2 separate regions of the Homo sapiens genome follow, and region 1 is linked to region 2. Evidence: chromatin contacts called from ENCODE Hi-C data. All regions are on one chromosome and are shown on one strand. The core of a region is the stretch at or near the end of the contact, and the rest is flanking DNA. Distances in the headings are between cores, read along the strand shown.

What was found. A loop is a pair of places that touch in the nucleus more often than their neighbours do. Pooled maps may share reads with other maps.
Region 1: a pooled map shows a loop between it and region 2 (2.5-fold over the local background). The contact joins the promoter of LINC00842 here to the promoter of ANTXRL in region 2. A Hi-C loop is called at or near these places in 1 of 50 pooled maps.

What each region holds. Positions count from the first base shown.
Region 1 is chr10:46,395,947-46,402,559 of GRCh38, reverse strand. LINC00842 (long intergenic non-protein coding RNA 842) reads right to left here and starts at 4,198. Exons shown (of 4, transcript NR_033957.2): 1 at 3,767-4,198. RefSeq lists an enhancer at 5,323-5,938.
Region 2 is chr10:46,283,710-46,289,558 of GRCh38, reverse strand. It overlaps ANTXRL (ANTXR like), which reads right to left and starts at 2,562. Exons shown (of 17, transcript NM_001278688.3): 1 at 2,049-2,562. The coding sequence starts at 2,296. It overlaps LOC105378577 (a long non-coding RNA gene), which reads right to left and starts at 4,709. Exons shown (of 1, transcript NR_160731.1): 1 at 3,562-4,709. RefSeq lists a silencer at 4,519-5,008.

The DNA of each region.
Region 1 (6,613 bases), core at 2,949-5,448, 110 kb before region 2:
ACCTGGGCAACATAATGAGACCCCATCTCTACAAAAAATAAAAAAAAGATTAGCTGGGTGTGGTGGTGTGTGCCTGTAGTCCCAGCAACTTGGGAGGCCGAGGTGGGAGGATCACTTGAGCCCAAGAGGTCTATGATGCAGTGACCTATGATCAAGGCACTGCACTCCAGCCTGGGCAACAGAACAAGACCCTATCTCAAAAACAAAATGAAACAAAACAACCCCCCCAAACCCCAAAGAAAACCAAACTTACTACCAACATCTAGTAATCAAGATAGCCCAATACTAGAAATGTAATAGAATTGAAAATCCAATATTAAACCTTCACATTTATGGTTAACTGATTTTTGACAAAGGTGTCAAGACAATTCAAGAGGATTAAAAAAAAGCCTTAACAAATGATGCTGGGACAACCGGATTTCCACATGTGAAGGAATGAAGCTGGACACTTACCTTACATCATGTACAAAACTTAACTCAAAATGGACCAAAGTTCTAAATGTAAGAGCTAAAACTATAAAACCATAGAGGCAAATGTTCATGACCTTGGATTGGTAAAAGGATTATTAGATATAATACCAAAAGCAGAAGTGACCAAACAAAAAAAAATAAGTGGGGCATTATCAAAATTGACAGCTTTTGTGCTTCAAAGGACACCATCAAGAAAGTCAAAAAGCAACCCACAGAATGGGAAGAAGTATTTGCAAATCATATATATATACATATATATATATATATATATATAAAATTTGATAAGCCACTTGTATCCAGAATATATGAAGAACTCTAACAATTCAGCAATAAAAGACAATAACCTAATTAAAACATGGGCAAATGATTTGAATAAATATTTGTCCAAAGAAGATATACTCATGATCAAAAAGCACCTGAAAAGATGCTTGACATTATTAGTCATTAGGAAAGTGCAAATAGAACCGCAATAAGATACAACTACACACCCATTAGGATGGCTTTCATAGAAAAAGACAGGCAATAAGAAGTGTTGGTGAAGATGCAGAGAAATTGAAAACCCCGTTCATTGCTGGTGTGAACATAAGATGGTGCTGTCACTTTGGAAAACAGTTTGGTAGTTCCTCAAAAAGTTGGGTGTAGTATTATCATATGACCAAGGAATTCCACTCCTAGATACATACCCAAGAGAACTGAAAACCTATATCCACACAATATCTTGTACAAGTGTTTTCAAAGCAGCATTATTCATAACACCCGAAAAGTAGAAACAATCCAAATGTCCGTCAACGAATGGGTAAACAACTGTGGTATTCCTTTCCAGTGGTAAGAGACAGAATTGATTAGGGAAATGAGGCAGATTCACTAAACTCCACTGAAGGATGGACCTGAGCCAACAGTTCACAGGAAAATGACACAAAAGGCCTTTAAATATATAAAAAGCATCATGTTTAAAGCTTCACTTGTCATCATGGGAAGTCAAACTAAAACACTGAATTACTATACTTTGTCCACCAGATGAGTGAGGATCAAATTTTGAAGATGTACTGTCTTAGTAAGAGGTTTAGGAAATTGGTATTTTCCTTCTGTACTGATGAGAATGGGGACTTCTTGACAAAATCTATCTTAAGTACAATTCCACATGCCCTTTGATCTAAACACAATATTTTAGGAGTCTATCCTATGATGATACAAAGTAATATAAGAATGTTTATTGCAATAACTTCCAATAACAAGCTACCGAAACCAGCCTAAACAACCAAAAACAGATTAAATGAGTAGAGATTGGTTAAATAAATTATGGTACATTCACAATGAAATCTTACACTGCTGTTAAAAAGTATTAATTTTTCCTAAAGATATATTAAATACATATAATTAAAAATAGAAAGAAGACTAGCATTAGACAAAAGCTAGAGAAGTAGGGAAAGTACATATATTTTTGCGTATTCCTAGAGAATTTCTAGAAGCATATACAGGAAACTTAACAATCGTGAGAGAGTTTGGAGAGGACTTTGGCTGGGGGTTCTGGAGTGGTGCAGAGATTTATTTTCACCACTTACTCTTTTGTACTACTTGATTTTCTAGAAGCATATGCAAGATGAATTTCTAGAAGCATATACAAGAAACTTAATAACTGTGAGAGAGTTTGGAGAGGACTTTGGCTGGGGTCTCTAGAGTGGTGCAGAGATTTATTTTCACCATTTACTCTTTTGTACTACTTGATTTTTATCAAGTGCGTGCATTACTTTTTTGCCTTTTAGGTTTTTATTTTATGTATGTTTAGACTTTTAAATTTTCAAATAATCATAGATTGACAAGAATTTGTGAAGGGGTCCCAATATCCTTCACCCAGTTTCTCCACTGTTTACGTTTTACATTCTACAAAACAATATCAAAACAAAGAAACTGACATTAGCACAATGTGTGTTCTTCTATTACATTGTATCACATGTGTAGATTCCTGTAACCACCAAGACACAAAACTATCCCATCATCCCAAGATCTCTCCTGCTACCTCTTTGTAGTCACACTTCCCCACCACCGCCTCTAACGCCTGCCAACCACTAATCTGTTTTCACTGTTTATAATTTTGCCCCTGGAAGAATGTTATACAAGTGAAATCGTACAGTATGTGACTTTTTGAGATTGGTTTTTTTCACTTAGCCTAATGCTCTTGAGATCCATCCATTTAGTTATTTGCATGAATAATGTTTCTTTTTATTGCTGAATATTGGCATAGATGTGTCACTTAGTTTAAGCATTCACTTAGTGAGGGACATTTTGGTTCTTTTCTAGTTTCTGGCTATGATAGGAAGACACAGGAGAAAATCATCTGGACCTAGGAGTTGAGGATGAGTTCATAGGCATGGCACCCAAGTACGATTCATTAAAGAAAGAATTGATAAATTGGACTTCATCAAAATTAAAAACTTTGCCTCTGCAAAATATTCTGTTAAGATGATGAAAGGACAAGCTATGGAGGGGAGAAAATATTTGCAAACTGCATATCTGACAAAGGACTCACATTTACAATGCATAAAGAGCTCTCAAAACTCAACAGTAAAAAAAAAAATCTGATAAGAAATTGGGCAATAGACATGAAGAGACATTTCATGGCCGAGTCAAATCAGCATGTGGAAATATATTTAACATCATTAGCCTTTGGGGAAATGCAAATTGAGATCATGAGAAATCACTGCACACTTATTTGAGCAGTTGAAATAAAAATATAATGATAAAACCAAATGCTAGCAAGGATGCAGAGAAACCAAATTTCTCATCCCTTGCTTGTGAGAATATAACATGATACACACAGCCACTCCCAAAAATAGATTGACAGTTTCTCAAAAAACATGCACTTACCATATTACTCAACAATCACATTCCTGGGCTTTTATCAGAGAAATTATAATTTAAGTTTGCACAAAAAGCTACACACAAATGCTCATAACTGCTCTATTCGTCATGTTTTTATTGGCAGGTAATTTACATACAAAGAAATTCAAAAATCTTAAATTTCACAATTCAATGTGTTTTGTCAAATGCCTGCACTCCTGTCCCTCCCCCACTGTAAGATTTACAACACTCTAGCACCCCCAAAAAGTTATTTCATGCCCCCTTCAGCTAACCTCTACCATGCCACTCCATCCATAAACCCCAAAGCAACTATTAAAAAAAAAAAAAAAAGGCAAAAACCGCAATTACTTTTGCACCAACCTAATACTAGTCTGATTTTTAAATCACAGATTCATTTTCATATAAATGGAATCATACAATGTTTATTCTTTCATACCTGACTTCTTTCATTCAGGAACACGATTCAGAGCTTCTGCTGTGCAGTAGGGGACATCAATAGTTCATTTTCTTTTTATTGTCTGCTAACATTCCATTGTATGGATTCAACCTAGTCTGTTTATTCATTCTTCTTACTGATGAAGTTTTTTTCTCACGGCTTAAGTCCAAGGTGTGTCTTTTTCGTCCAGCCAGGTGGCCCCGGCAGGTCGCTCCTCAGGGACCCACATGGGTCAGGGCGGTGCAGCAGTGACCCACAGGGGCCAGTGCAGTTGAAGTGGCTTTGAAACCTGATTGGAGAAACAGACTGCTCAGCTGTTAAGAACACACAGCGCTCCAGAAAACTGGTGTTCAACACAACGCGTCACTCCGGCTTCCACTGCTGCTGCGGAGAGTCAGGTTCTCCGGCAAGGCCCCGCGCGCCCGCCCCCGCGCGCCCGCTTCTCTGTCCAGGGAACGCCTTTCTGCGGGCGGAGGCGGCTACGAGGGGGCGCTGCGAAAGCGGATTTCCAGGCACGCCTGGCGCCACTAAGCGGCGCTGAGACGGCGCTGCCTCCTGACTGCCGGTTGGAGGCTACAGGGGCTCTGGGGCAAGGGCCGCTTTTAGGAGTTTGCTGGTCACGAGGGGGGACGCGACCTCGTCCAAGATCTGTCTGCAAGGGACCCTTCCCAGCCGATGTGAACACAGCCCGGGGAAAGGGGTCTTCCGGGGAGCAAAGGCAGCCCGGGAAGAGGAGTAGGGGCTGAAACCAAAGGCAGCCTGGGTACCCAGGTTTTCCCAGGGGACAAGTCCCCCAGTTAGCTGGGCACAGGGAGGCATGGAGAGCGGCAGCAACTGCGTTGGGATGGGGCGGCTGCCCCAGGTTGGGGCGGTGACCCATGTTCCACCAGGCCAGGCGCAGGGCTGAGGTGGCTGACTCCTGTTTCACAAGTGAAGACCTGGTCACCCCAGCAGCAAGGCATTCCGGAGTGGGAGAATTCCTGAGTCCTGGGGAGGAAGCCGTGGTTACAGGGCTGTGGCCCTGAGCAGGAGCTGGCTGGCCCAGCAGGGTGGGCCGAGCACTTCAGTCAAGGCTGAGCGCCAGGCACCAGGGACTCAGGTCTGAGAGACCTGATGTACATCCTGCTCCAGAGCAGATCACAGAGATGCGCCCGCATGAATCCCCAGGCTAAGCCCAGAATTCCGTGGAAGATGCCCATGGGCCAGGAACACGGGTAGTCACCGCGCTAGGGCATCACACAGGGCCCCCCTTGGCCAAATACCACGAGGGAACTTAGACACCTGCATGGGGCCATGGAAGTGCCTGCAACCTCACACTCAGGCCTAGGGCTTACCGAGGTATTGCAGATATTTGTGTTCTCAGAGTAGGAGCTTAGGAATCAGTATCTTCTCTTCGCTACAGGGACAGAGATGCAGTGGCCTAGGACACATCACAAATATTTAAAACGATGTCCTTGGTCAAGGACAGAGGTAGCCAAGGCCAGCCTTCTCCCAGGAAACTAACCCAGGACCCCAAAGCACAGAGCTGTTAGGTGGGAGGGAATTGGTCTGTATGTCTCCCTATAGTGTTGCAACACTTCGGCGCTGGGCTCCCTGTCCCAGACTCACCTTCTATACTCAAGCCAGAGGCCTACGAAAGCCGGGTTAAGATCTTCCCCTGCCTGTCCCTGTAAAGCTTCCCCACTGTCTCTGGAAATCATTTGAGCTTCTTAGCCCCACAGCATGAGCCCGCTCTGACTCAGGCCCTGACAAGCTCTTTCTCTTCTGTCTCTCCCTCCTCTGTTGATATGGACACACCATTCCTTTGGCATGTCTAGTACAGACCAGATCCCCTGCTGTTGTTAGCATTCCTCCCTCTCCCTGGAATGTTCTTCCTTATCTGTCTACCTGATAAGCACTGAGTCATCCTGCAAAACTCTGCACAGCTTTCACCTTCCCTGAGGAGCCTCCCCTGGCCAGCCCCACCCTGTTGCAGGCAGAATGCTTGGCGGTGGGTTGCTGACCACAAATCCATTCCCCCTTTATTCCTTGCCAAGGGAATGCTGATTTTGCTCAGGTTGTCAACCCTCAGGGAGGTGACCCTAAACATGCCAAGTCCAACACACTAGCTCTACCCCCTGAGAGCATGAGAACAACACGGATGGGCATGTGCCCGGATCTGGCTTTGCCCTCATGGACTGCAGGTCAGGGGTGGGAAGCTCTTATAGAGCAGCCCCAGGAGCCCTAGGGGCCATCCTGCTGGCCATGCCATGGCAGTGTCAGAACCCCAAACAGCACCTGGGGTGAAGGAGCTACTGAAAGAGTGGAGAGACTCCACTTTGTCCTGTTAGATCTGTCTCAGAAGTATTTTTATTAGGATTGACTGGGTAAGCTTTCTTCCACAGGGAGCCTAAGGGGGCCCAGAGATTCTTCTCAGAATTGGAGGCCATCAAGGATTGGCTCAGGCTCGCTGGCTACTAGGCTCTCCTGTTCCCAAAGTCCATACTCTTGTTTGTTGTTATTCAAAAATATTTGTTGAAAGCCTGCTATCTACTAGGCCCTGAATGTTTAAAAACAAATAAAGTTCCTGCCTTCAAGGGGCTCACAGCTTTTCTGAGAGGACACGTAAACAGATAAAATGTCATTAGGGTGTAGTTCTGTGTAATAGAGGGTGTTCTTAGGTGCTGACAAGAGCATCTACTCTGTAGTTTAAGCAGAAAACAAATGTATGAAAGGCTATTGGACGGCTCACAGAATTCTGTGCGGCACGAACACTGTGTCTCAAATCATGCTGCAGGACAAACTTGGGGCTCAGTATGCTGGACCATGTTGTGCCTTCTCTCCCAGCCAGTGCTGCAATGGAAGAAA
Region 2 (5,849 bases), core at 1,313-3,812:
GACAGGATTTTGCATGTTTCCCAGGCTGATCTTGAACTCCTAGACTCAAGCGATCCTCTTGCCTTGGCTCCCAAATTGCTGGGATTACAGGAGGGAGCTACTGCTCCCGGCTGAGAATAGAGTTTCAATACGCAATGATGAAACATTTCTGGAGATGGATGGTGGTGATTGCACAACACTGTGAATGTACTTAATGCCGCTGAATTGTACACTTAAAAATGGTAAATTTTTGTTATGTATGTTTTCCCACAATTAAAAAATTACTCAAAAAATACAAGGGGTCATTCCCACTTAGAGCCCTCAAATGTCACCTGGCCAAGAATAGGAGCGCATGGGAGGCTGATTCATTTTCTTCCAGCTCAATCCAATCAATGAACAAGTGAATAATGAGTCTCATGAATAAGCTGGACGCTAATGACCAAAGAGCCTGCCTGCAGGCAGTAGATGTTGTTTCTGCCTGGAGGATTACCGCAAGTTTCTCAGGGTCCCGCCCAGCTGCGTGGTCTTTGGATGGGCTTTGGAGTCACAAAATCCAGAGTTTCAATTCAGCACCATGGTCTATCTGGAGGCTGTGGTGGGTCATTCCCTGGCCATGACCTGGCTCATTGCCTCCTCCTTAGAATGGGGCAATGCCCTTTACCCCCAGCCTTGTTAGGAAGACTCATTAAGGTTGCTTTTGTCTGCTCCCTTTACATCCACTCTAGGCACTCCCTCTGCATTCCCCCTCATCCAGTCTGTCTGGGATTACATCAGGGCCTCTGCAGTTCCTGTGAGTTTCTAGCCTGTGGCTCTGCCTTGCCTGGCAGGTCCCTTCATCCCCATCCTCTGTCATCGCCTCTGACCTGCAAATTCTCCCTTCATCCTCATCACACTTGGCAAGGTGAAAATGAAGATACCCTTTTTACAGATGGGGGACACGAAGGCACAGAATGATGAAGCAACTTGCCCAAGACTATGTGGCTAGTGAGTGGACTCTGCCTGTCTCCAGAACTGAGTTGCTCCTTCCCCAAGAGTAGCAGAACAGTCAGAAACCATGGGAATTGGTGGGCTGGGGTACACGTCCCCTAACCATTAGTATCCAGGAGGAATGAGAAAAATCAGAGGAATTTCAACCTGCGATGCTGGAAAGTGTGCAGCACAGGAAGCCGGAGTCTTGTCACACTAGCTGTCTCTGGATGCTTCCCCAACCTCCAGGAGCCACCCTTGTCCAGGAACCAGATAGAAAAATACCTGTACTACTCACAGCCCAGGATTGTGGTGAGGTGCCAGGAGTGCAGGGGAAGGGCTTTGGAGGCCAGAAAGTGCTGCAACATTCTCCTGAAGATTGCACCACTGCTGCTACTGAATAAGCACAGAGTATTACCACCCAGCAGGAGGAGCAGGAAAGGGAACCAAGGCAATCTCTCCAAAGCTGAACATTTGCCTCTTTTCTTTCCTGGTGAGCCAGAAGGTGCCTAATACGTAGCCCAGCTTCCCCAGGGCCAGCCTGAAACAGACCAAACTGTTCTGAAAGTGTAGGAACTATCGCGTGGCTCTCCAAGTTGCAGAAGAGGCACTTAGAAGCAGCCAACCAAAGGCCTTCTCTAAGCAGTGACATTAGAATGCCCAACACAGGCAACAAAGCAATCTCTGTGGGGCCCAGTAAAATAGAAGTCATTTGCGTGAAAAAACAAACAAGCAAAACAACACAGAAACCCCAAACATCCGCAGTGAGCATCTGAGAACTGCTGAGAGGCAGGTCCGAGCAATCATCTGTTGCAGCAGCGTGAGGATGAGGATGCTGACCCAGCTGATGGAGGGGTAGGGAATCGTCCAGAACCCCTTTGGTGGCTTTTTTCCTCATCCAGGAGATGAAGCACCAGGGAAAAGAAAGCCAGGGCATTCTTTCTGCCTCAGAAAAACAGGAGGCCTAGGTCTGGTCTGACCAAAGTTTGGCCCTGCTTCTGTGACGGAAGCTTGCATCTCCTTGAGTGGTGTCCTGTCCCTAGTGAAAAAGAGACAGTGGCTCCTGAGGGTGACCCAGGGCCAGAGCTAGAAGGGACACTCACTTGTCCAAGATGAAGTAGAGGTCAAATGAGCCCTGGCATCTGTGACCTGCTTGCCCCTGGCGCCAGTGCTGCCTCCATCCTGGGCCATGGTGGTGGTGGGCTCTCCTGGAGCCCAGGGCCAGGCGGTGAAATATTCTCCAGTCAGGTCCATGGTACCGAAGGCTTCCTGCTCTAAAAAGCGGTGGAGGAAGCAGCAGCAGCAGCAGGAAGACCAGGAAGTAGGGCCCCAGGGACTCATGGCTCCCCATTATCTGGCTGTCCCTGTGACCCCACCTCACTCTTGGGTGCCTGTGCCAGGGCCCAGAGAGGCTGAGCACAGGCCCCTTCTTTGCCGCCTCCCCTTATGCCCGGGGCCACACCCCTCCTCCTGCCCTTTCACCAGTGCACACTATGGCCCTCCACCAGGTACCTCCCCAGATCGCAGGGACTAGGGTCAGCAGCTGGCTCTGGGAGACTTGCTTCCAGCTACCTGCCTGGCCCTTCCCCCACCCTGGGGACAGAATTCTCTGTTATGGTTGACAGGAAGGTTGACATGGTGACTTTGTGACCTGCAGCTCTTCCCAATGTCCTGCATGTTGACAACATCAGGGGGAGGCACAGGACCTTTGGAGGGGCTACAAGAGGAAGCCTCCATTTCCCTTATAACAGCCCTCACAGTGTCCCTTAAAACCACTAGACCCTGCTGTTTGTTCATTGGAAGAGTTAGCCCAGGTGAGTTAGGTGAGGACATTGCTGTGGGTGAGGAGGTCAAGGACTGGGAGGCCAGAGTGTTGGCAATGGGAGGTTATTTGTGTGACACTGAAGTCCCCCAGGAGATGGCAGTTCGGGAAGGAGATGGAAACTGCAGTGTTGCCAGAGTCTTTGTGAATGAGGGACATTCCGGTTCTCTACTGCTGTGTAACAGACCACCTACATTTAGGGACACAGAACAGGCCCATTTTATTATGCTCACAGGTTCTGAGGATCAGGCACTCAGGGCGGAGTTAGGAGGGCTCCTCATGTCTGGGGCCCCATAACTTGAAGGATTGGGCACTGGAATTATCTGGAGGCTGCTCCACTCACAAGTGTGGCTCCTAGGCAGGAGGGCCCAAAACCTGGGCTCAGCTGGGACTGTGAATGGAGACCCTGCATGTAGCCTCCCCGTGTGACCTGGGCTTCCTCCCAGCATGGCAGCTTCAGGGTGCTTGGGCTTTTACAGGTGGCCCAGAGGTCCAAGAGTGAGTATTTTCAGTGAGCACGGCAGAAACTGTAGAGCTTTTTATGACATCACCTTGGAAGTCACACAGTGTCACTTCCACTGTGCTCTATTGGTCCAAGCAGTCACAGCTGCCAAGAGTCAATGGGCAGGAACACAGGCCCCCTCTCTAGGGAAAGAATGTGGACAGGTTCACATCCCAGTGTCAAAACTGCTGTATGACCAACGCTTTGAATAGCAGAGAGGTTACAGTGTGTGGAAAGACGTAGGCACCAATGAGTGAGACTCAAACAGGACTCAGAAAAGTCAGACTGTAACTGTTAGAAACACCTTAATCAATTTTATTTTATTTTGTATGCACAAGAGTGATATCCAATTAAAAATCGTTCTCTAATAAGTCTAAAATATATCTTTCAATATGTGTAATATACAAATTACAAGTGATAAAAGTATTGGGTTAGTTTTTTGTTCTTTGATTTCTTTTGTTTTGGAACTGTATTTAATATAATAGAGTATCTTAAATAAGGGGTATTTCAGAATGAATGAAGCCCAGTATATTTCCTTCAAAAGCATATTTGAGCTATCTTGCTTCATTCTTCTTGATACTTGGTATTAGCATACTTTAATATTTTTGCCTGGTGGTAAGTCATCTCCTTGTGGTTTACTTTTTTCTTATTTTATTTATTTATTTTTTTGTAGAGACAGGGTCTTGCTATGTTTCCCAGGCTAGACTCCACCTCCTGGCCTCAAGGGATCCTCTGGCCCTGGACTCCCAAGCGCTGAGATTAGAGGTGTGTGAGCCACCCTCACTGCCCTCTTTGTGGTCTTAATTTGCTATTTCCTAATTACTAATGGGAACTGGTCACCTACTCACTTGATTTTGGTCGTTCATGGTTCCTCTTTGAAGTGCCTATTTAATGCCGGCATCCATTCTTTGCTTCAGGTGTTTTTCTCTTTCACATTGACTCAATAACAGTCTTTATATATCCTGGATACTAATCCTTTATCACTTGCTGCAAGTATCTTCTTTTACTCTGTGGCTTGTTTTTTTCACTTCATTTATTGTTTTTTAAACAAAGCCTAAGTTCTTAATTTTAACGTACTTGAACTGACATTTTCTACCCTGGCCCCCTCCCACCCTTAGTTCCCAGACACCTCTTATGATCTGGGGTCGAGGAGCCCGCCTTCCTGGCGGTCTCAGCTGGGGCCTGGGGAGCGAAGGCGGCGGGCGCTCGCGGGAGGAGCTGCGCGATTCGGATGCTGGGGAGGTGAAGCTCGCGGGGCCGCCAGGCCGCCGGGGTAAGGAAGGCCGGGAGGCCGCGGGGGTCCACGGCGCGGAGGGAGCCGCAGGCACCGGGCACAGCCCTCGCCCATCGCCGAGACCCGGCAGGCCCAGGAGCCAGAGGGCGGCGGCGTGAGAGGGAACCGCCTCCAAAGGACGCCCTCGCCCTCCCGCAGGCATAGTCGCAGGCGCCAGTCCCGGTCCGAGCCAGCTGGGGGTGGCTCCGGGGAGCTGAGCCGGGGGAGGGCCGGGCCGCCCAACGGATCAATAGGGGGGTTTCTCCCAGGTTGCCGTTTCTCTGGCCCGCGACGCCCTACCCGCCGGAGCCGCCCAACCGCAAGCCCCGCCCCGAAGGCGGGTGCAGCCAGGAAGGCGGGGCCTGGTGGCCTCTGGGCGCTGGCGCCAAGTTCAGAGCCGCGCCCTGGGCTGGGCGGTGGCGGCCGCGTCTGCACTTCCCCCCCTGCGCGCCTCTGGAGAGCCCGGGAGAGACGCACCCTCAGGTCGGCCAAGACCGAGAACAAGCGGGCGCGGGCAGCGGAGCCCATCTCACTTGCACGAAAGGCAGCGTTCTTGAGTCCTGCCTTTGACGGCGGGGGGTTCTTCCCTTCCCTCTGTCAGCTTCCTCCAGCTCTCTCCCATGTCCTTTCCGAGTCCCATTGCTGTCCCTGTCTCTTGCCTCTCTGCTTCTTGTCTCCTTGTCCTCTCCTGTTTCTCTCATCTCTCCCTTTTTCTTGTGTCCGCCTTGTTGGCTATTTCTCTTTTATCCTTTTTCCTTCTCTCTCTTTCGGCCTCTCCCCTCACTCTCCCTATAGGCTTCCTTCTCTCTTGCAAGCAAGAATTCTTCTTATGTTTTTCCCCTAAGGTGACTTCTTGGCCATAATCGTTTGCATCCACCCCTCCCCGCCCCAGCCCTCTCTCTGTTCATCTTGTAGTGCCCCATTATTCTCATCCAGGGCTTGTGCTAGGTGCTGGCGTCTTCAGCCCAGATCCTTTCTCCAACAGAGTATATACAAAGATCTGCACATGTAACCCGTTCAGTGCCTTTCCTGGGAAAAAGTACATAGATGATCAAATTATAAATCTCTGAATTTTCAGGGTCACCTGAAAAAAATACCTGGTTTTAGATACAAGACAATTGAATCCTTTTCTTGACATTTTGCGTTTACTCATAGAGGCACAGACAGCACAGCAGGAAGCTAAGCCTTGCAGAAGCTTTTAGGGGACATTGCCACCCACACCTTCTGTGCAATGCCAGGTGCAGGGGAGGCAAGGGACAGGATACAGACCTGGGTTGTGGGAAGACAGTGGGAGGCCAGGGCTTTGC